Linked DNA regions of Mus musculus: all the other regions are linked to region 3. Evidence: chromatin loops called from intact Hi-C (ENCODE). Cell type or tissue: heart. All regions are shown on one strand.

Region 1 (8,000 bases), 98 kb before region 3:
TGTCATCAAGGAGCACACTTCTATAGCTCATGGCTCTCAGTAACAATAGCCTCATGAAAAGGCAGAAACCATGTACAGAAAGCCTTAGCTATACGCATTCATCATAAAAAAATAAATCTAAGCATGCAATCTAATTTTTTGTTATATTCAGAAAGGTTATCAATATGTAAACCAGGTTAGCCTGAGATTCTTTATGTAGCCCAGGCCAGATGTGAATTTGCACTCTGCCTTAGTCTTGCAGGTGCTGAGATTACAGGCATACATCACCACATCAGGCCTAGATATGTTTTGAATGGCAGATACATACAACAGTCCTTGTGATTTTTAAATATATGTGTACCATCCACAGCACCCCTTCTCTTCCCCCATTCACTCTTTAGTCAGACTATGTACTGAGTCTATACTATGTGTCAGTCACCGCCTGTGATCAACAGTACAGACAGGGATGCTGCACGTGTGAACTGGGAGAGAACTAGCAGACATCAAATAGTTACAGAATAAAAGTGAGGTGGAAATTTCAGGTTTCTTTAATAACTCAGTTGTGTCACATGGTATTTTCCTGGAAGCTATCTTGTGAGAGGGCATGTGATATTTTGCCTAAAACAGATACTTGAGAGGGTGTGTGATGTGTGATGTTTAAAAAAAAAACAGCGGGAGGATGCTCTTGCATTGCTATGGCATGCAGTGCTTCGGTGGTCTTTGCTGGTCTTCACTTCATAGAGAGAAACATGCTAAAGAACGTCTCCTGGTGTTCCAGCTGATTCTGCCACTTCTGACTCGTGCAGACTAGGTGGAGCCTTGCCGTTTCTCCTAGATCACCCTGCCACTACTGATTTGTGTTTGGTGTTTGCTATTGAACTAGACTGCTGGTATCCTAAAAATGAAGAGTGGAGTTGCCCCAAGTAACTACTTCTAAACAGGTACACAAAACCCTTTTCCTACTAACCTTCTTTATCCCCTACCCGTGGTTGATGGGGTTGAAGCATTTAAGAACCTTAAATAAAATACGTTTTAAAAAAGTATATAAGTCTACATAAAAGCGCAGGTACCATATTATGAAAAAGAATAACAAAAGTCCTCATCTAGTTCGGATATGGTGTTTGGGGAGGTTTCCCTGGGGAAGGGCTTGTGATCAAGTTCTGAATATGAATAAAAACTAAACTGGTCCAGGTGGGGAGGCAACCCAACCACTGCCTCTGCTTCAGCCTGCTGCTCCAGCCAAGTTGGCTGATATCACAGCTTCTAGTCTCACTACAGACATTAATGACCACTACTGGCTCTTAAATTTCTCTTTACCTATTTCTTCTGGATCCTCTGACTCATTCTTTCTTGCCAATTTTTCTTTTTCCTAGAAAAACTAACTTTTTGTGGCTGTGGTCTAACAATACCTATTTTCTTGGACCCCAAGTTTTAGAACTCAAAGGTGACAGAGAGATTTTTGATACTCTCACTCACTCTTTGTGTACTTGGAACTTTCCCATTATATTCTACACTTATGGTTATACTTAGTTCATTTGCAGTAATAATCCTTGATCAAAAAGATCATCTAAGCCAGGCAGTGGTGGTGCATGCCTTTGATCCCAGCACTCTGGAGGGAGAAGCAGGCAGATGACTGTGAGTTTAAGGCCAGCCTGGTCTACAGAGTGAGTTTCAGGACAGCCAGAGCGACCCAGGGAAACCCTGTCTCAAAAAACAAAAAACAAAAAACCATCCATATAATTGTAATGAACAAATGTGTTGTTATTTTTATTTATAAAGGGGTAAACAAGGAATATTTGAGAATTGTGGATTTGGGGGCTGGAGAGCTGGCTCAGTGGTTAAGAGCACCTGTTGCTCTTGCGCAGGACCTCAGTTCAGTTCCTAGTACTCACAGGTAGCTCACAACTATGCTTAACTGGTCAAAAATGAGTCCTGTTATTATGGAAAACCTTAATCAACCTGTATCAAACAGTGAAACAGCTTTACTTGCTAAACAAAGATAGTTAAATGTTTATCAAAGTACTTATATTTTGCAATGTCAAACACCTTAGTTAAAATTTTAGTCCCAAATGCACACAACTCCAATCTGGCTGCCTACAATCAGAAACTTTAAATTTTCTTTGCTATATTTTTTAGTATTTATTTCAAATTTTAAAAGAATATACTAATCAGAGAGCTGGAGATATGGCTTAGTGGTTAAGAGCACTGACTACCCTTCCAAAGGGCCCAGGGTTCAATTCCCAGCACCCACAATTGTCTATAACTCCAGTTCCAGAGGATCCAGCAACCTTACACAGACATATATACATGTAAAACACCAATGTACATAAAATAAAAATAAGAAAATCATTGTTTAAGAAAATGTTTAGAAAAAATATGCTTATCAGCCTTTTTTGACTTCTCAATTTGAAGTTTTGTCTTTGTTTTCCCCAGTTATTGGTCTTTATGTAAAAGGTTTCTATATCATAGAAAATAAAGTTTGAAAACAAGCAGCATCTAAAAATAGCACAGTATTCTGTCATAGCTGAAACTTCTTTAAAGGACTCAACAAAACCTAAAAAATGAACTGTACTGTCTCTAGCTTTACCAACTACAATGATCTTTGTTTTCTGAAAATAAAAAGAATGTTTTTCAAGCACAATTTACTGTTTTACACTATTGCAGAAATTTATATACTAAAGCATAGATCATTTTGAGAGAAATTTAGCATTTATTTCAGGCAAAGAACTATCTCTGTTTAAACTGGGTGATATGGTGGTGGCAAGTCTGTAATCTAATACTTGGAATGCAGAGGAGGGAGGTTAGCTCAAAGTTAGTGTAAGCCCCTCCTAAAATATACCCACTGCCATTGCCTCAGTGAAAAAAACAGGCTACTGAAAAGATCATTTGTAAAATTCTGACATCTTCCTAACATAGCAAATGGTGTTAGTTATAACCCCACATTTAGTTGGTGTCTAAACAGGAATAGAAGGACTCAATAGTAGTGCCTGCCCCACTTCTTGAATCTCTCATTCAAATTATTTGTCCCAAATGTTCATTATTCCAGATAAGGGATAACCTTTGAACATTTTTTAATGTTATATTAATTTGTAACATTGTTCCAAACTCTGTTCCCTGGCAGTTTCCCTACTCTAAATCCATTATAAGAATTACAGTTCAGTCCTTCTTAGAAGGGGGAACAGAATAAATACTCATAGGAGCAAATATAGAGACAAAGTGTGGAGGAGAGACTACCCCACCTGGGGATCCATCCCATATACAGTCACCAAACCCAGACACTATTGTCGATGCCAAGAAGTGCTTGCGGACAGGAGCCTGATATAGCTGTCTCCTGAGAGGCTCTTCCAGTGCCTGACAAATACAGAGGTTGATGCTCACAGCCAACCATTGGACTGAGCACAGGATCCCCAATGGAGAAGTCAGAGAAAGGACTGAAGGAGCTGAAGGGGTTTGCAACCCCATAGGAAGAACAACAATATCAACCAACAAGACCTCACAGAACTTCCAGGGACTAAACCATCAGCCAAAGAGTACACATGGAGGGATCCATGGCTTCAGCTGCATATGTAGCAGAGGATGGTCTTGTCAAACTTCAATGGGAGGAGAGGCCCTTGGTCCTGTGAAGGCTTGATGCCCCAGTGTAGGGGAATGCCAGGGTGGGGAGGCAGGAGTTGGTGGGTGGGTAAGAGAACACCCTTATAGAAGCAGAAGCAGGGGGAGGGGGTGGGATGGGGATTCTGGAGGGAAACCAGGTAAGGGGATAAAATCTGAAATGTAAATAAAGAAAATATTTAATAAAAGAAGAGAAAAAAGAACTACAGTTCAGGAGTTTATTTCAAAGACCAAGCTTTTTTTTTTTTTTTTTAGACTAAGAATTCAAAAGGAAAGTTTGTAGAAGAATCTTATTCAAGAAAGAAAATTCTTACCATGTTGAATTGTTGTTGTAGTTTTTCATTTGCATAATTTATGCAGAACTGTTCAAAACTATTTATTTCAAATGTTTCAAATCTGTAATACCAAAAATATAAGGTAGGAAGAAAAGAAAAAGAACAGTTTTAAAAAAATATTTAAAATATGCACACTTGAAAGAGAAAAATGTGAAGTCTCTTAACATTATCTTCTCCATATCTGATAAAAGTCTGTAAGTTGGAGAGTCAGCACAGGATGAGCATCAGCTGAGACAGTCCTGCCTAAGGATGTATAGCCTTGGCTTTTTGAGGCCCCTTCATATCCAGTAGGAAACAACAAATCAATGCTAAAGCAACAGTTCCTGTCAATTTATACTCCAAACATTTCACAGAGAAGTGGGAGGTAGAAACAGAAACCTAACAGGTTCTTCTGAAAATCTGAACCAGAGAGTGAAAAATTAGCTGCCAAACAAGTCCATGTACAAAAAATATCAATGTTACAGAATGCAACTAGAAATGAAATCATATTTTTAGAAATTCAATAATTTGCCATATAAGAGTGTGAAAACCAATTAATTCAATCTATTAGCTTTGTAGATAGATTCTGGAGCTGAGTTAATTTTTGTTTAAGCAATGTGTAAGGGTTTTTTTTTTTTTTGCATCATTATATCTCCATTATCAAAGACACTTCTGAATGGTTATAAGTTAGGATTTCCTTCTCTTCTCCAGTAGAAAACAAAATTAAACAGTGCTCAGAGGTACAAAATACCCCCAAACAAACAACTGCTTTCCAGCAGAGTAGGGCAGCCAGCCAAATGCACTCACCCATAGATGTCCAGCACGCCGATGAAAGAGTGCTGCTTGACAGCAGAATGGAGAGCCTGATTGACGTGGTCAACAATCCAGTTAAAGAGCTTTGCATAGATGTGCTTTGCTAAAGCATCTCGGGCATTTGTGGCCTGCAGCTTGGAGATGGGCTTGATGTATGTCTCTGTGGCAGTAGCCAGCTTTCGGTGGCAGAGCCAGTGACACATCTCTTCATAATCCACACCCATAAGGTCACAGAAGATGGTAAGAGGTTCGTGCTTGGGCTACCAAAAGAGAATGTGTTATTGCCTATGGCCAAATCAAAGAATAATTTCTGGAAAAAGTCACACAATTCAGCACTATCTTTGTCAAATGGACATCAACATCACTCACACCTGATCAGTGAGTATAATCAGAAGCATTCATAGCCTAGGATCTGGAAGTCACTTTGTAATATCTTGTAGGGCTCATTTTAAACAAAAAACTTTCTTGGTTTTTCATAGATTTGTCTGTCTCTCTCTTAGGTTATATTCAATCACTCAATCAGAAATCTTGTCAGGTGGCCATCAAATCTGTGCTATTAAACAAGCATAGCTCCTGTGTGGTTTGAATGCGAATGGATCTCAGCAGATCATGTATCTCAATACTTGATCCTCAGTTAGTGGAACTGTTTGCAGATGATTGGGAGGTATGCCATTCTTGACGGAGGTGTGTTACTGGGAGCAGATCTGGAGGTTTCAAACACTCACACCACTCCCAGCGTCTCTTCTCTACCTTGTGCATGTGGATCAAGACATAAGCTCTTAGCTACTGCCATTACTGCCATGCGTGTCTGCCTGCTGCCACGCTCCCTGTGTGACAGTCATGGACTCATTCTCTGAAACTATAAGCCCCAAATATATTGTTTCTTCTATAAGTTGCCTTGTTCATGATGTCTGATCATAGCAACACCAAGTGTCTGCAGTCTTAAGGGGGACATACTTATTGACCTGTAAAACACTGAAAAGAGACAGACACAGTGCTGAAAATCCACAGGAGGGGAGTTCTCTCTATCAAGGCAGGAGACAATTACCTTAGATAATAGATTAGGGTATGAAAGAATAGCGGGTACTTCTTGGTCAAGAGAAAAGCTGTCTAAGTTGAAGTAACAGCAAGATTTAAAAAAAAAAGTAGTAGGAGGGAAACTAGCAAGAGGAGGAAGTAAGGCTAAGTAAAGCAGAAAATGTACAAAATGAAGCCAGAGAACACGATTGACCTTCATCCTCAGGCCACAGAAGGTCTGAAGAGGCTTGAAGTAGACAGTCTGATGTCATTTGAAGGGCTTTTAGGTTGGAATTCTTTAATGACTAACATATCCCTGAATCCCTTACATATCTTCTGTGGATCTTATATGAGTGAGGTTGCTAAATACTTGTCTTGTTTAATCTATATTGCTGTATTTTATTTTCCCGTATCTTGCATCTGACAACATTCCTGGGGAGTGGGCAGATTTTACATCATCTCTCAGTGAAAACTGAGGAAATGAGATCCAAGAGAACAAACAACCTGACAACAATAATCACATGGCTCGTTCATATCACCATTGTCATTAAAACCTGAGGTCATCACTTCAGATTCAAATCAGTACCTTCACTTACAGCACCTATCAATCATGAAGGAGTGATATGTGCTACAGCATGAAACAACTTTGAAAGGCCACATATCGCATGATTCAATTTCTATTAACATCCAGGGTACATAACTCGCCAGAGGCAAGACGTAGACTCAGGTTGTCGAGTTGAGGAGATAGGAGTAAAGTTGGCTACAGGCAAGGTGCCCAGGCTTCTTTCTGAAAGTCGTTTCAGCTGCCTGTGAACGTACTTATGGTTGAACATATCTATGAGCATAATCACAGCCATATATTGGTGTTGCTAAATTATATCTCAATAAAATATGCTTTTGGAAACAAAACAAAACAAAACGAAAACAAAAAACTGGTGCTAGGTGTGATTATGCACTCCTGTAATCCCAGATTGTCACAAGTTTGAGGCCGGCCTGGGCCACAGACAAGACTCTATTTTGAAAAAAGAGTGGGTGGGGGTGTGTGTGATTATTTTCTTAAAAGAAATTAGAGGTTTAAATCAGAGCCATCATTTTCATCTTTAAAAACTACTAGGCCAGAGAGATGGGTAAGTGGGCAAAAGAGCTTGAAGCCACACAAGCCTGATGACCTACGTTCAATCTCCAGGACACAGGTAAAAAGCTGGGCATGATGGCAATCATCTCTAATCCCAGTCAGTACTCCACAATGAAATGGAAAGCCAAGGCAGGAGAACTGGCCAAAGGTTCCCGGTCTAGAATACCATGAGCAGGTAGCAACAAGAGAGACCTGCCTCAATGGGGTGGAAGAGGAGAACTGACTCCCAAATGTTGTACTTTGGATTCCACATGTGTGGCACATACATGCCAGCACTCACATACACACACACACACACAAACACACAAGTAAAAATAACAGGGTTGAATAGATAGGTCAGCAGTGAAAAGTACTTGCCACAAAATATCAGGACTGGAGTTTGCGTTCCTGCACCCATGTAATAAGCTACTGCCTGAACCTCTAGCTCTAAGAGATCCAATGTCCTCTTCTGGCCTCTGTACACATACAGCTTTGTGTACCTGTGTGCTTATACATGTGTACAAACACAGAATAAATAAAATAATAAATAAACAAATAAATGAAGCAATTAAATCTACTGTAGATCTAGGGAGATGGCTCAGTAGATAAAGTAGACCTGAATTTGCCCCCCAAAATCATGTTCAAAAAGACTAACATGGTGGCATGTTACAAATACAGTGATTGCCTAGCATGTGCAGAGACCCCTAGCTTGTTCTACTTGTTCTAGCCCCAGTAGTAAAAGAAACAAACAAACAAACAAACAAACAAAACTAATACACAGGCCACCATCGCATTAAGCTTGTTCTGAACTTACAGGTATTGTGCAGCTGTCTGAATCCCGAGATGCAAATCCAACATTGCCTAAGTGAAGAATGCCAGCAAGTATTCGAAAAATTCCCATTTGGTAAGATTCACTAATTCCTGGAATAGAATAGAGTAAACAAGCAATTGATGTCAGAATAGCAACAAAGTAATTATAAGAAAATTTTAAGTCTATTATTAATTCTTGAATATTGCCAGATGTGCATAGTACATTCATAGTCACATATAACAACACTTTCATCTTTGAGACAGTAACATACTAGGCAGTTTAGCAATGTGGGTTGTACAGTGTGCCTAATCTGGTCTATGTCCTGCCACATCACACACGG
Region 2 (8,000 bases), 230 kb before region 3:
CGACTGCATTTTCAGAGGAGTCTTTCTAGGGGTTATTAGACACTTCTACCATAAGAATTTACTTCACGTGTCAATTCTAGGCAAGGTGAACTTCTCAACATTGTATTGTCTCTGGAAAACCAAACCAAGCCAAACAAACACACCAGAATCCCAAGGGAATGTCTAACCGAGTTGCTTTCTTTAGTCCTTCGTAGGCAAACCAAAGTTCTCCATCTTCATTTAAATGTTCCAGATCTTCCACAGAGAGCCTGGAGAGCAAAGAAAGAGAGCAAAGAAGCCTTGCCCACCTTTACATGGCTTGTGTATGTCGTCCCTACAGGGTGGTTCACCTTGCTATATAAAAGATTGTGTGTGAGTGAGTGAGTGTGCATATGTGTAAGTGTGCATAAGTGTGCATGTGTGTGGGTGCACATTGTGTGTGTGTGCATATGTGTAGGTGTGTGAGTGTGCATGTATGTAAGTGTGTGTGCATGTGTGTAGGTGTGAGTGTGCACATGCATGTGTGAGTGTGCATGTGTATAAGTGTGTGTGTGTGAATGTGCATGTGTGTGTGAGTGTGTGTGTATGAGTGTGTGTGTAGATGCTGGTGGAGACCTGAACACAGCATCAGATGCCCTTTGAAGCTGGAGTTGCAGGTGATTGTGAGTCACCTGACATGGCTGCAGGGACCTGATCTCGGCAGGAGCAGCAAGCACTCTTACCCACGAAACCATCTGTCTTTCCAACCCCCAAGACCATTTTGAAGCAGGGTCTCTCAGTGGCCTGGACCTCACTGAGTAGGCTACACTAGCTTCTCGGTAAGTGCAGGGATTCTTCTGTCTCTACCTCCCCATTGGTGGGTTACACGCATGTGAGTCTTCTTCTGAAATGCACGGACTCTTGGGATCACACTCACATGTTAACACTTTGCCGAGTCATGCCTCCAATCTGTTTTACATTTGTAAATGTCTGATAATGTAAAATCGATTACCTGCTTCTAACATCTTCGATGTCATAGCTCTCCAAAAGCTGCTTGGTGACCTCTGACATCCGTTCTAGAAGGAAAGAGAGAGCAGCAGACATTGAATTTGGGCATGACTTCACCCCCATGGCATCTCTGCAGTTGTTTCTACGGCCTACCAGCTGGCCACCCTCTTAGGTATCCAACTAGCAAGCTGCCCAGACTACCCAGTAACCAGTCCATGCCCCTGGTACCTCTCATCTCCCGTTTCTGTGACTGCACGTGCTTTTCCACATCTATCTTCTGGGCTTGCAGCAGCTCTATCTCCTTCTCAAACTCAGAGATGGTCTAAATCAGAGCCGCAAACAGATCCAGTGCAGAGAAAACAGCCGTTACACTTCTCATCAGGCAAGGGCACACCCCGTCACAGAGCATATGGTGGCCTCCCGCCTCCATGCGGCTTCCTAGCAGGAATCTTATCTACTCTCACAGCCTCACATCTTGCCCTGAAGCAGCTCAACTGTGCAACTGTTTGCAGGCCTACCTGGATGCAGGAATGAGCTTCCCTGTTGTAACGGAAGGAAACAATCACAAGTTTGCCATGAGACAGGCAGAGGGCAAGACGGGTAAAACTGCAGGTCGGAAGGCGAAGGTACATTGCTAGGAGGCGTTTTGTCACAGAGGCAGGGGAGGCTAAGCAGCCTGGGAAGACCACCAGGGACAGTTTCCCATGAGCATCTCTGCTTGTTAAAGGGGCTGCATCCACCTCTGTTCACTCTGCAAGTTCATCTCGAGGAAGGTATTTTTCATATTTTGTAGCTAAGACAGATAGAGATATTCTCAGGGGTAGCAGGGGTAAAAAGCCCTCCTCAAATATTGTTATTCGGAGTATTGACAGGTTCTAGCTCCCAATTCAGAGAGGGAGGGGATCAAATACTAGTGCTCCACTTCGACACCTAGTCCTCCTAGCAGGCCTCGAAGTGAGTGGAACAAGCTGAGCCCGCATCGATTAGAAAATGAACTGAAGGTTAAATGACACATTTGGGATCATGTGTCAAGCTCACAGGACTGCCCAGGCTGAAGCCTTGGTTCTTTTCTTGGTTCTTTACATATTTCAGGTAATGTTTACACTTCCTTATTTTCTTCAGATCGCATCACAGAGAGCTTGACAATGACCTTCAAGAGCTCTGAAAACCAGACCTCTTAAAGCATCAGAGGAAGAGAGTGACATCTACTGGTGCCTCCCTCCAAGTGCAGGCTCACAGTTCCCCCGATTTAAGATCAGCCTGGAGAGATGGCCCTACAGTTAAGAGCACTGGCTGCTCTTCCAAAGGGCATGGGCTTGATTCCCAGCACCCACATGCTAGGATTACAGAAGTGCGACACTGTTTCTGACTTTGGTGCTCTGGGAGTCAAAGCTGGAGCCTCCTGTGTGCTAAAAAGGCAGTCTACTAATCAGGCTGCATCCCCAGACCTGAAGTCCTCCTGATCACCCATGTGAATTTTCATGTAACAGTGTAAATGGTGGATAGCAACAATTTCACTTCAGTACAAGAATTCATAAGTTTATAATATGATAAACAATAAGGGTTCACCTGAATTTATAACTTAAATAGGTAGTATTCTTTTAGTCAATCTATTTAAGTAACTGTATAGTTACAATCTTAGAGTGTTAGAACCTGACTTTTCAAATATGAAATACATTTTCAGACAGCCCAGAGGCTGGGACGGAGAGAACTGAGTACCCGGGTGCTGTGTGCCTTCAGTCTGTATGGATGCTCCTGTTGTCTGATCCCTTGGGAATATATAGATGTTAAAGTAAGATGGGGCTAGAAAGGAGAGCACCCTCTGTGACTCAGACTCTCACTTCCCCAAAGGTTGTTTCCAAACACCCTAGCAAGACAGAGTTACAGGGGGCACCTCCTGTATGATGGACACATCTTACTTAGCTAAAGGGCTGAACCAATACCTCCTCCCCTGCCACCCAGGAATCCAGGATAACCTGGGTACAGGCTACCCATCCTCCTCATTTTGCCTGAATCTGTAAGAAGGGGTTCCCTAGCAACGCCTCTTCTGAGCTCTCTTTAGAACCCCTCTTTGGTGTTAATAAATCTCTTAACAAAAGAACAGCCCACTGGGGTCCCTCTGTACCCAAATCTCTGCATTTCTACTGTTTCTGTGAAGATCAAGGGCATCTCTGGAGGAGCTAGAAGGCAGCACACACCTTTGCCTGCTTGCTTAGGCGGGCCACCTCCCCCTTCAGGCGGTCAGAGGTGACCTGTCCCTCCTCCAGCTGGTGATGCAGTTGCGACCTCTCGTCCTTGAGGGCTTTAATCTCTTCTCTCAGAGACTCTATCTGTTTCTCATAGGCTTGTGTTTTCAGCTCAAAACCTTTTTCAAGAACTCTAGATGGTAAAAGGAGAAAATCTAACTTAGAATTGTTCTTATAGTCTTTGAACAAGACAATATACAATATTATGAAAAAATTGAGGAGCTACCTCCACACCAAAGGAAGAGGTGTGTTAGGACCCACTGGGGCCATCGCTGTAGCCAGCTTCCTGTTCTCTTAGTCTAAAATCCATGTCTTAGATCACCCAGTGTGAGAAACTCTATGAAGATCACAGAGCACAGGACAGAGAGGCTGGACTTCAAGTCACACTAGGTGCTGGAGTGTTGCGATCTCAAAGCCATGCCTGGGGGCCATATTGTTCCCTGGGTGGGATGTATGTCCCCCAGCAAAGACCTGGCATATTCTGTCAAGTGCTGGCCCTTCTAAGTTCTCAGAAATCCACCCTCAAGGTCTGATTAAGGCCTTAAAAAATACGGGTGGAGCATCCCAAACCCCCAAATTAAATCAGAAATGGTAAAATCCAGAACTACACCACCAGTGTGATAATGAGAAGTTTCCATCTTTGAAACATTTAGGGTTTGGGACTGCAGGAGGAGGGGTATTCTCTTAGTGATGTCTACACCAAGTCTCCAAAATATGGAAAACTGAAACCAAAACCCTTCTGGCCCCAAGCTTCAGATAAGGACCATTTCTATATCCAGGGGTCTTGCCTTCCAAGAAATTTAAAAATCATCCATCGTCTGTCTGTCTGTCTGCCTGTCTGTCTGTCTGTCTGTCTGTGTCTACATGTCTCTATGTGTGAAAGCAGGTGTCTGTGTAAGTGTATGCAGAAGTGAACCCCGATGCTTGCACCTTTGCACACAGAGGCCAGAAGAGGGCGCCACACCCCTCTGAGTTAGAGATACAGGTATCTTTGGACACCCAGCTTACATAAGTGCTGGGAATTGATTCTGGTTGCTCAGCAAGCACTCTTAACTATGGAGCCATCTTTCCAGTCCATGTTTTAAGAATTTTAGAATGTATTTCGGCAAAAGCCAGGTGCCCCAAAGTACGTGGAAACTGAATTCCTTGTTGATGAATTGAACAGGTAGTGATGAACTAAGACGACAACTATAAAGAGACACATGACACAGACAAACTTTGCTTATTCTACAGGGTCTGGTCAGAACTGAGGCAGCCCCAGGGGCTCTGTGAGCTTCCTGCAGTCTCTCACACTGCTGGGATGTTGACCCAGAGCCTTGATTTATTTGCTCCAATAGCCCAAAGAGGAGACTTTGAGGAAGAGACCCATGCTCTGCAAAGACTTCTGTTTCATCTCTTTTTGTAGATATTAATAAACCTTTAATCTTTCTAACACACCTCCCCCTCCCAAAACCGACTACAGTATTCTCAAGATGCCAGTAAAAACCAAAACCCAAACTAAACCTGGAGCCTGAGGCACAACAAACCTCAGATCCGAAGCCTGAACCTGCTGAGTCTGCAAGTAGCTTGTGCCTCTGAGGATTGTGCAGGGACCAAGCATACACAGATAGATGACCAGGGGCCAAATGGAGCTGTGAGGAGGCCTAAGGCAGACACAGCTTTGCTCACTTGAGAGGCCTGCACAGCCTCGCTCAGGCAGGAGAAGACATAGGAGCTCAGGGCTACCTGTGCAGCTGGCTCCTCCATCTTTGGAAGTTTCCTTACCCACCGGCTTGCCTAGACCATGGTCTTCTGCTAACTGCATTGGGAAGCAGTACCTCATCGCCCCAGGCTTCCCTGAGATTCTGTCTCCCAAGAACATTCCACATCTCTCCATCATTCTGACTTAGATCTATAAAGCATGGACTCCTTCTGAGAAAAGGAGCCCAGACTGGAATCTCTGAGAATTAGCGGATGGTTTATAATTGAGATCGATCGGAAGGGGCCTGATCCAAACAAAGGCCATGGGACCAGTGAGGATCCATCAGCCGGAGCGCTATGGACAGTTCAGAGCATGGGCATCATTTGAGGCTGTACACTGTAGAAAAGGCCCTGAAAGTCTAAAAATCCGACTTCTTAAAAACATCCATACCTTACCTGCCAGGATCTGGATTATATTAGCTGCAAGTTGAGAAGCAAACCAGAAAAGAGCAGAGAGTGGATGGGAACATAGCTCTGTTGATGGAGGACTTGCCTAGTGAGCCCAAAGCCCTAGGATCCGCTCCCAGCAATGCATAAACCAGCAGTTGTACTGCACAGAGAGGGAGGCGGTGGGTCAGAGGTTCAAGGGCATCCTTGGCTATGTAGGAGGTTCAAGGCTAGCCAGTGATACCTGGGATCATGTCATAAACAAAGAAAAGACAAGACAAGACAAGGGAAGACAAGGGAAAGAAAGGGAAGGGGGGAGAGAAGGGGAAGGGGAGGGGAGGGAAAGGAAAAAGGGGAGAGAAGGGAGGGAGAGAAAAGGAGAAAGGGAAGGGATGGACCAGCTGAGTGAGGGTCATGGTAGCTCGAGGCAAGCATTTCTTACAGTCTTTGCTGTTCTTCTTTCTGCACATCATCAAACAGCTGCCTGGTGAGCTTGTCCATTTTTTCTGTGGACAGAGAACAGTCTTTGAAACAATCCTGCAAGACAACGACTTAAGTGTCTCTCTCACACTTCAGAACCACCTTGGAGGGTTTGTTACTGAGGAGACTCAAGGCAAGGGAACAGGAGAGTCTTCTCATAGTTTATTCTCATAAACTAGAGAAGTAGGTTAGGGGCTTTAAAAATAACAACTCTACTAAAAGTATCCACCCAGACATGCTACTGGTACCGAATAGGCAGTTTCTCAGATAAATTTCTGAGAATTTAAATGTTATGGAAAACTTCACTTAAAGAAGTTAGATGCCCCCCCTTCCACAAAGCAACCACTCAAGGGTGGTATAATAAAAAGCATTTCAGTGGGGTGAGCCCCTCCCTGCCCAGGTTCCAGGTTCCTCCTCAACATCTCTACTCCTCCCTGACTCCAGAGGGCTCCAAAGCCTGGACCACAGTCAGGGTGAGCCTTCTTGCAGGAAGTCCTGTCCCAACCTGGCCTAGAGGCACCGACTACCTCCCCTCCACCTTGGACTGCTCCTCCACTCAGCCCTGCACCCCAGGCCTGGTGCCCCTTTAGTCTACATGCTGGGTCCGAGCATAGGCAAGGTCCCTCAAGCCACTCATGAGACTCTTACACACTTGCATACACTCATACATACACCCATAAGACACACACACTCATACACACATCTCCACATAGTTACTCATGAAGGCTCATGAACACTCTTACACACCCACTCTTACAAGTTCTCATACACTCACACACTCTTACACATAATTCTCATATACACTCAAAGTCTCACCCACTCATACACATATGAACAACTGTACACACAAACATACAATACACTACATACTCACACTCTCTTCTGTGGGTTATGAGGTCACTCCGGGCCGCTGGTTATGAGGCACAGACAGGGTGAAATGCACACCTTTTATACACACTTGTCCCCCTGATGCATGATGTACCAATTACACACCGGAGACCCCGTTGTACCCACAGTGCTGAGTGACACCCAGCACTGGCTACCTTTTAGCTCCTCAGACTTCTCTTGCAGCATCTGCTCTGCTCGCTCTCTCTGCAGCTCCAGCTCTGCATTGTGCTTCTGCAGCTTTGACAACCTCTAGTGAAGGGAAGGGACAGGAGGAGACCATGATAAGTCCCTGACACTGGCCCCGGGTGACAAGCTCTGTGCTGAAGTCTTCAATCACATATGCTTGGCTCAGCCAGTATTAACAGTCTGTATCAGTCACAGAATCAGGGACCCAAGGGGACTTCAAATCAGACATCAGTCCTCACATCTCCCCAGCCATGACTGACAGCTGACATCTGGGAGAAGAGCCCAAGTCCAAGGAGTGTCTCAGGCCTCTCCCGAGCTCTGGGTACCCAGGGTAGTTTATTAATTAACATCTTAGTTCACAACACACGGTGGATTCACATTTTGAGACTGCTGTGACTCAGAAAGAAGGGGAACAGGGCACAGTCTGTTATTTCAGCCTTTCTTGATGATAGGCCTGCAGAACTGGAAGTGTGGACCCTTTGGTAGTGATGGCCATGACTGGCAGAGCCAGCAAGGGCCACAGCAGCAGTATGGGCACCCCCGTGCACTAGGTCACAGAGAAGCCATAGGGAAGCACTCAGGGACTTATGGCTACAGATGTGGGAGCCTCAAGACTTTGGAAGGCACAGGAGAACAGACAGTAACGAAAGAAACTCTGTTAGAAAATGCTAGAATGCACCCGTTCATGCCTGTGGGGGGCCCATGGTGGACACTGGCTAAATGATTTCACATGAAAACTTTACCCGTAAATCTTTTTCCAGCCCCCTTTGGTCATTTCTATTTCAAACATGAGAAAACTAAAGTTCAGAGGGTCAGTGACTCGGCCAAGCTGCACAACTAGCCAGCAGCTAAGTTAGGATGTTCATCAAGGATGCTGGGATTTCTCACTAGACCACAAGAGAGAAAAATCTTCCCCAAACCCTGAGTCACAGATCAGGGAAAGGAGGCCCCCAGGGCTCATGCAGGTGGACAAGTGACAGAGGGAAGAGGAATCAGCCAGCTGTGCTCCTTGGGTCTGTGTCAGCTTGTAAAGGCGGACAGGGAAGGAAGCTGACCCCCTCCTCAGGGTCCAGCCCTCTGGGCTCCCTTGTCAGTGCTGTGAAGCCC
Region 3 (8,000 bases):
ACAGTTGTAGTTCTTGTAAAATTTCTTTATTTAGAGCTATGCTAATGTTTTTAAGTTTTGGAATAATTTCCATACAATTAATACTCTGAATCTGTTTCAGAGTACAGAATTTCTGCATTTTTCTATATTTAATATTATTTTCTTTATTATTTGAAAGATATAAGCCTTTCATTTTTTTAATGTTTAAACTAAACCACATTATTTGTTGATACTTTTAAAAATCACTGTTTTGGAGTACATATGTAACTATAGTGCACACCCACAGACTTGTTTCTTATATAAATAGCAGATACTAATACATTTAAGGTACTTAGCATCTTATATAGTATGTAGTTATCTTTCACATATACTCCATCATTTCTCTGATCCTGATATGAGAAAGAATTCAAATATGCTTTAATTCTAAATTTCTAATTTTTTCAAGCAGAAGGAGAGGAAATTTAAAAAACAAGTAGCACTAATATTCCCATGCTAAGAAATAATGACTTCTACCTCAAAAAGGCAGACAAGACTCTGGGAAAAATGCTTTCAGTAATTTGAACTACTAAAATTATTAAAGGAACTATGAAGCAAATGAAATGATTTTACAAGAGATCATTTCATCCAAATACAAAGGACCGTAAGCCTCTGAATGTTGTATTAGACTTGCTTTCAAACAGGCAAGCTTTAATAAGGATGGTGGGGTAAATATCCGTTTCTGGACAGTGTTTCTTTTTGAAAAGAAGAGGGAAAGGGGCCACATAGAAAATACAGGGTGGGTTTGAGTTATACCTACATTTACGTTTTTACAAAGATGACAAAGTAAGAATTCTTTGACATTATCACCCATACTATGGTACATACTTGAAATACTTTACAGTTTAATTTAAAACATTGTAATCGCTTCTTTTCATACATATTCATTTCATACATGAACCATGTGAAATATTGACAGAGATACATGCACCTGGAAATACAGGAATAAAGACACAGACATTCAACTCAGCTTGTCAGCACACTGAGCTCACAGGGAAAACATGTGAAGATAGCACTCAGCAACTTACCCCTTTCTGCAATCTTTTCCTTAAAAAATCAGACCCTCCAGGCTTTTGTCCCAAGTGAGGATACCTTGCCTTTAACTTTGCTTCTTCAGCTTTCTCTGGACTAGTTACTTTATCTTCCATTTCCTGAAATAATTTCAAGTAAATTATTTCTGTTACAACTGAATTTTGAAAATAATTCACCTTTTAATATCTAGTCTCTGGCTTTCTTGTTGAACTCCAAGCAATACAGCCTTTAAGAAATCAAGCCCAGGAACCTTTCAAACGCCTCTATCTTTTTTCTCGAATGTCCCATGTGATAGCTCTATTATAGCTGTGATGCATGTATAACACCCCACACACTGGATAAAAATACCGAGATAGCTCAGCTCTCAAGTCTTGCTTGCAGTTACTTTCCAGTCATGTATAATACATTCAAAATTAGTCACCTTCTATGGAACTCTTCAGCTCTTTGTCTATATTTAGAGAATTTTCCTAATACTATCAAAAATCTAAAAGTTCGTTGTGATTTCCTTATTTAAAATCACGTATGATTTTAAACTCCTTAGACTCTTTACTAGACATTAACAACAGCCCAAATACTAGCATATTTTCCCTAAGTAAATCAATTTAGAAGACCTTGATATCGATAATGGTATTTTTTTTTCATCAATCCTCACATCTGGCTGTGTGTGAGAGTTCATCCCTGTAATTACAGCACCCAGGAATCTGAGGCAGGAAGACTATAGCAAGTTCAAGGCTGGCCTCAAGTGAGAAAGTTCCTGTTTCTACCAACAAAAGGGGAAATTCTGTTCATGTCAAAAAAACAAAAAACAAAAAAACCCCACATACTTTTAGGTTTTGGAGGCTGTTTTTTGGAAAGGTCGTCATTAAATGTACCCCCTCCACCCCAGTGCAACTTGGGGGCCCATGTACGCTAGTTAATGTTCTATCACTCGTTTATGCCGCTGGTCTTCTTACTATCTTGAAAATATTTTCTCAAACACCTATCTTGTTTGAGTATATATTCTTCAAAATGCTATTTTACAGGAAAGAATTTATCATATCATAACAAGAACAATGGATCAATAAAATCACAGGTCTCCTTTGACGGGAGGATGGCCAGCTGGCCAGGATACTTTTAGCTATTAGACTCATTTCTCTGAACTGGCAAAATCACACTTTGGCACATTTTGAGTCTCTGAGGTTATTTATGAAGTAAAATAGCAGAAATGTTAAATCTATAAATATCAAACCAACTGTTCTTATATAGCAAGTAAATAATTCATCTAGAAGATTTTTGCCCTGTCTTTTTTGTACTTTCCTCAAAATTTTATATATATATGTATGTGTGTGTGTATATATATTTTTTATTCACTTTATGTATTATCAACACTTGACCCTCAACAACTCCCTTATACCCCACTTTATGTCTTAAGAGGATTTTGTAGGAAAAAGTGCTAATGGCAGATACCTTCTGTTGTCAAATCCCTTTCCATATTCCTAACCTATTCTGCTTCCGTATTTTCCCTTTCTAGGCTGCAGCTTCATCTTCTAATCTCTTACTGTGGCGATTCACACCTGTACTCCATACAAAATTTACCTGTGTATTCAGCACAATAAGACTTTAAATAATGATTTTCCAGCCCTTACATTCAAGAATGGTATGTCCAGAAGTTTAAGTGTGAGGTGCACAATATATATCCTGGATATTGTTCACTGTGTGAACATGTCAATATGCTGCTATCATTCTCACAGTTAAAAGCTAAGCCTTCACAAGTCCACCACCTCAGCTGGCACTCAGCTGATAGTCATATGCTCAAGTCTACACAGAAAAATAACTGCACTATCATTCTTAAAGAAGATTTTTTGGTTTTGTTGTTGTTTGTCTTTGAGACACGGTTTCACTATGTAGCTTTGGCTGACCTGGAACTCACTATGAAGACCTGGCCTTGAACTCACAGAAATTCATCTGCCTCCTGAATTCTGGGGAAGTTCTTTAAGGAGTTTTTCAAAATGTATTTTTATACATGATTTCTGTCCTAAGATTGGAACCTAACCAAGCAGAATATGAAGATATACTTATGTAAAGCCGGAGACACCAATGCAAAAATAAGGTGTGCTAGAATCTTAGCGACATCTAGTGGCAGGTTCAGCCTTCACAACACAGATCTACTGCCACCCACTGGCATTCTCAGAGCTGCAGTGTCAAAGCAAATCTGGATTAAAGACCCTACTTGTAGGTTTCCCTTTCTAGTTTGCCCATTTTAGATAATGCTTATTGAAAAGGTGTCACCATCAACTGTTGGCCTTTAGTCCCAGCACTTTCAAACCTTTTGGCCAGAACCAGATTTTCTTGGGCCAGAACGATTATGCAGCAGCAGGTGAAGGAGCTTGCGACATAAATATGACAAGCTGAGTTTCATCTCTGACACTAATGGTAGATGGTGAGAACTGAGTCTCCTGACCTTCTCAAGTATGCTGGAGCACACATGCACCCATTCATGCTCACACAAGAGAAAAATGAGGCCAGGCTGATCTACAGAGTGATTCCAGGAGCCACGTGTACAGAGAAGCACTTTCTCATGAGAAAACCAAACACATTTATGATATCTACTTGAACCTGAGAGCTCGAGAGTTTGAGACTAATCAAGGAGGGGGTAGTGAGAGGAGAGAGGTAAGACGGAGAGTGAAGGATGGGGGAAGAAAAAAGGGACTCCAATTCTTCAACTTTCTTGTCAATATACAACATAATTAATAAGTCCTCCTGCCAGTACAATCTTAGATGTTTTCAAACTTTGGTCTGTATCCAACAAGTGAAAAGAAAGTTAGGAAAAGACTGGCCTAAGCTACACTTTAAAATGTAGTTAAGCACTATCAAGACTTCCACAATACATCTCATGAACTATACAAAAACATTCTTAACCTAGTGCAGATGCAGGACCTTACATTAAGAAAGTCCGAATTGCTGGACATTCACTAACATTCTACCACAGCTATAGATTTGCTTATAAAGACACACTCATGGGGTGGGGGCACTGTGGTGCTGGCATTCAGCCACTCTTGCTCTTCCCTACGTACTTCCTCAAACAGTATAAACAGAAGGCTAAAACTACATTTCCCAAACCGCATTACTATTAGGTAGCCAATGATAGCCACAGCAGATGAACAAGTGTGGAAGAAAAGAAGCATTCTTCTCTTGATCACACTGTTACAGAGCAGTAGGCCCTTGTGAGTTCCTACAGTGGGGTATCCACAGACAATCAGGGCTCCTGTAGAAGCCACATGGCAGTTGGATAGAAGATGGCAGGCTCCAAACAGGACTCATTCCTAAGTCAGAGACATTCTTCAATCCCTGTCTCTAAAAACATTTCTTTTTTTTCCCCTTCTGTTCTTCCAACTCTTTCAAGAATTTGTAACCTAGCACCTCAAAACATTTCCTTTCTGTTTGAAACATGTAGCTTTTGTTTTTGTCTTCCTCATATAATGCTTAACAAAAATCAAGTGAAATAATTTATACTTGTGGTTATGCTAAAACATGTTAGAGGACACAGAATTGCTAAGGATACAGGTTCTTACACATTAAAGATATTCCCGAACATTTATTGTAGCTAAGGATGAAAACAAACTGTGAAGAAGGGGTGGGGGGAAGGCTTGAGATAAAGAGAAGGAAATATAAAGCAAACAAACAAAAAATAGGATACATATTCATAAATTAAATATTACACCCCGGATGTCTTTTGCAAAGGGGTAAAAACAAGGCCTGGGATGTAGCCAGTGTCAGAGAGCACACAATTTTATCATTTGAGAGGGAGAGAGGGCAGGCAACAATAAAGGGCTGGGGTGTAGCTTAGTATGGAGCACTGCCAAGAAAGGGCAGGGCAACAGGTTCAATTCCAAGTGCTGCAAAAACAAAATCAGACAAAAAGAAAAATACATAATAGAATAGTATTTTTTAAATGTACATGTTTGTAATTTGGAACAGCCATGATGGCTTATTCTGACTGTCAAACTTGACAGTCACAGACTCTCTAGGCACATCTATAAGATAGCTTGTGGATGGATTAACTAGGAGGCAAGATCTACCCTAGATGTTGTCAATATCATTTCATAGGCTGGGGTCCTAGACTGTGTGTTTTAAAAAGGGAAGTAGACTAAAGAGATTGCTCAGTGGTCTAAGCGAAACTGTGCAGTTGTGAAGACTGGAATTTGGATCCTGACACCCAAGTAATAAGGCAGGTGCTGCACGAGCACTTGTCACTCCAGTTCCAGGGGCTGTGTGTGATGCCCTCCTCTGGCCTTCACATGTACACTTAACACACAGCACACACACATGCACTTACACTAAATATTGGGGATAAGGAAAAGGAGGAAGGGTGAACACCAAAGTTCATCTCTGCTTCCTGGCTCTAAGTGCATTGGTTCATGTGGACTGCATCTTCAACCTCAGAGCAAAGATAAACCCTTGCTCTAAGTTACTTTCTTCTGCTACTGAGTCAGAGCCATGAGAAAAGAAATTAATACAGAAGTCATCATATTCAATTAACAGTTTGATAAAGATGCATAATAAAGTTTTCTTTCTTTCTTTCTTTCTTTCTTTCTTTCTTTCTTTCTTTTTTTTTTTCCAGACAGTCATTTTGTGTAGCCCTGGCTGTCCTGAAACTCCATCTATAGACCAGGCTGGCCTTAAATTCACAGAGATAAGCCTGCCTCTGCCTTCCAAGTGCTTTAAAGGCATGTGCCACCACCAACCAGGATATAAGGAGATTTTAAAGGGGACTAACTAAACAAAAATAAAGCATAAAACTTCCAAATTGGTAGTTTAATAGTAGAGAAAGAAAATCAACAGGGGACATTAATGAAACAATAATGGGACTAGATAGATACAACATGCATGCTCGCATATACAATAACAAAGGGACAGAATACAAACATAATGCAATAAAAAAAAAAGCAAAGGTGAGATAGAAGAAAAAAAAATCCTAAAGTGTTAATGATCACAAGATGGCCTGTCCATTTACATCTGTGTCTGGAAGCTAGGAGAGATAAGTCATGCTTGTAATCCCAGTGTTCAAGAGACAGAGCCAAAAGGATTGCTGAAAGTTCACAAGCTTGGTTAGTGGAACATGTTCCAGGACAACCTGCTCAAAAGGCCAAAATAAGCAAATAAATCAACAGATATAAAGTCATAGCTGGATTTAAAAAAAAAAAAAAACTACTACTTACTGAGTAAAATTTAAAAGTAAGTGACATAGGCAGAAAATAACCCAGGGGAGATAACATACTAGGTAAGACCTAACCAAATAAAAGAGCTAGTGCAACTGTTATCAATAATGAGAAACATAGATCCTAGACAAAAGTATAATTAGAAATACAGAAGCAAGCCAGGTAGGTGGAAGTGGCACAGGCCTTTATCATAGCAGAGAAGCAAGTGGATTTCTGAGTTGGAGGCCAGCCTGGTCTACAGAAGAAGAGTTCCAGAACAGCTAGAGCTACACAAAGAAACTGTCTCAAAAAGACAAACAAAACAAAAGGAAATACAGAGGCCTTGCTCTCTGTAGTTCCCATGGTGGGCATGGGATAGCAATTGCTATTTACTAGTCTCCAATAATGATAAGGCACAAGCCTGTGCCCTATATAACCTGCACACAGATGCCTGATCCTTGCAGGTAGGTCCTAGAACTACAATAGGGTTTGAAGAAAATCACTACTATTTTGTCCTTGAAGAAAACCTAACCAGCATTAGAAGCCCACTCAGGAATAGGGCTGTTTACATAGAATCTGCACTAACCTAAGGAGTGAAAGCCTGGGCTTTGGAATCTCCACCTTGGAGATGATTGGCATGTCAGCAAGGTTTCAGTGATAATTTCTGCTAATTCAACTATGAGCAGTGTCAGGGACAGAGAAGGTGGTTACTGTGGACTCTGCTGCTACAAAGAATAATTTCTGTCTGAATTTAGGCAGATCCTAGAAACTCTGGTCTCTCCCATATTAATCCATGTGAGCAGCTAACAACCTGTTAGGCAAGAAGAAAAGAGGCTGAAACCAGCACATTTATGTACCAGGTAGACATCATTACTTGGGTGTGGTTGCAGATACATCTAGTTCTGGTCTCGGAGCCAGAGATGACTTGAGAGGGTGAGCCTGGGTAAGCTTACTGAGACCTTCCCCAAAGCAGAGAGCATTTTACCTTACAAGTAACTGAAGTACTTGATTTCATATCTAGATCTAGATAGAGATAGATAGATCCAAGTAACTGTTTTTACATTTATTTATGTATGTGAGTGTGGAGGCATGTGCATGTCACAATAACGTGTGGTAGTCAGAGGATATAACCTGTAGGAGTCTGTTCTCTTTCCACCATGTGGGATCTGGAGATCAAACTCAAGTTGTCAGGCTTGGAGGCAAGAACCTTAACACTCCAAGCCATCTCACCAGTCCCAGATAAGATATTTTAGAGTGAATGAGTGAGTGAGAGAGAGAGAAAGAGAGAGAGAGAGTGTGTGTTAATTGTGTGTGTGAGTCAGCGGGTGAGTTCTGGGCCAGCCTGAGCAGTGATACTCTGCCTCAAAACGAAAGGAACTCTCACAAAGACTGTGTATGTTGTATATGTCTACAGACTTAACTTAGTGGTAGACCAGTAGCATGGCAAGCAGGAAGACCTGAGTTTAATCCACAGCAGCAGGCGGGGAAGGACAATAAGCAAAGAAACTAGTTGAAAGGAACTAAAAAGGAGAAATTAGTGAAGACAAAGTAGTAGAGCAACAAAACAAAGGGAAGAGCCAAGCAGTCCAGGCAAGATTGCAAGTTTGAGGACAGCTTAGGCATCCTAGCACTTTCTAGGCCAGCCAGGGCTACAAAATTAGACCACGTTAAAAGCTGAGCATTCAGGGACCCCAGCAGAAGAGCTAGAGAAAGGACTGAAGGAGCTGAAGGGGCTTGCAATCTCATAGGAAGAACAACAATATCAACCAACCTGAC

The links. A loop is a pair of places that touch in the nucleus more often than their neighbours do. Peaks named below come from ENCODE experiments on the same cell type or tissue, not always from the same donor. Only the 100,000 strongest peaks of a DNase experiment are listed, where the experiment ranks them.
Region 1: it touches region 3 in a loop (2.0-fold over the local background); 2 of 42 quality-filtered maps call a loop at or near these places.
Region 2: a loop joins it to region 3, with 6 times the contacts of the local background. A loop is called at or near these places in 19 of 42 quality-filtered maps.

Annotation. Positions count from the first base shown.
Region 1 is chr9:75,143,843-75,151,842 of GRCm38, reverse strand. Myo5a (myosin VA) reads right to left here. Exons shown (of 41, transcript NM_010864.2): 9 at 7,664-7,770; 10 at 4,713-4,978; 11 at 3,906-3,987. Among named protein-coding and RNA genes, the nearest start is that of Myo5a, 77 kb to the right of the region's middle. In heart, no CTCF peak of the experiment used is centred here; no DNase peak of the experiment used is centred here.
Region 2 is chr9:75,277,181-75,285,180 of GRCm38, reverse strand. It overlaps Myo5c (myosin VC), which reads right to left. Exons shown (of 41, transcript NM_001081322.1): 23 at 6,863-6,956; 24 at 5,782-5,845; 25 at 3,165-3,345; 26 at 1,195-1,288; 27 at 971-1,034; 28 at 168-248. Among named protein-coding and RNA genes, the nearest start is that of Gnb5, 25 kb to the left of the region's middle. In heart, CTCF peaks have their summits at 2,176 (motif pointing left) and 4,168 (motif pointing right); no DNase peak of the experiment used is centred here; H3K27ac peaks cover 492 bases; H3K27me3 peaks cover 1,661 bases.
Region 3 is chr9:75,045,399-75,053,398 of GRCm38, reverse strand. It overlaps Arpp19 (cAMP-regulated phosphoprotein 19), which reads right to left. Exons shown (of 3, transcript NM_021548.4): 2 at 1,044-1,166. Gm51714 (a long non-coding RNA gene) reads left to right here and starts at 2,329. Exons shown (of 2, transcript XR_003948357.1): 1 at 2,329-8,000. In heart, a CTCF peak has its summit at 3,179 (motif pointing left); a DNase peak (open chromatin) is centred at 3,168.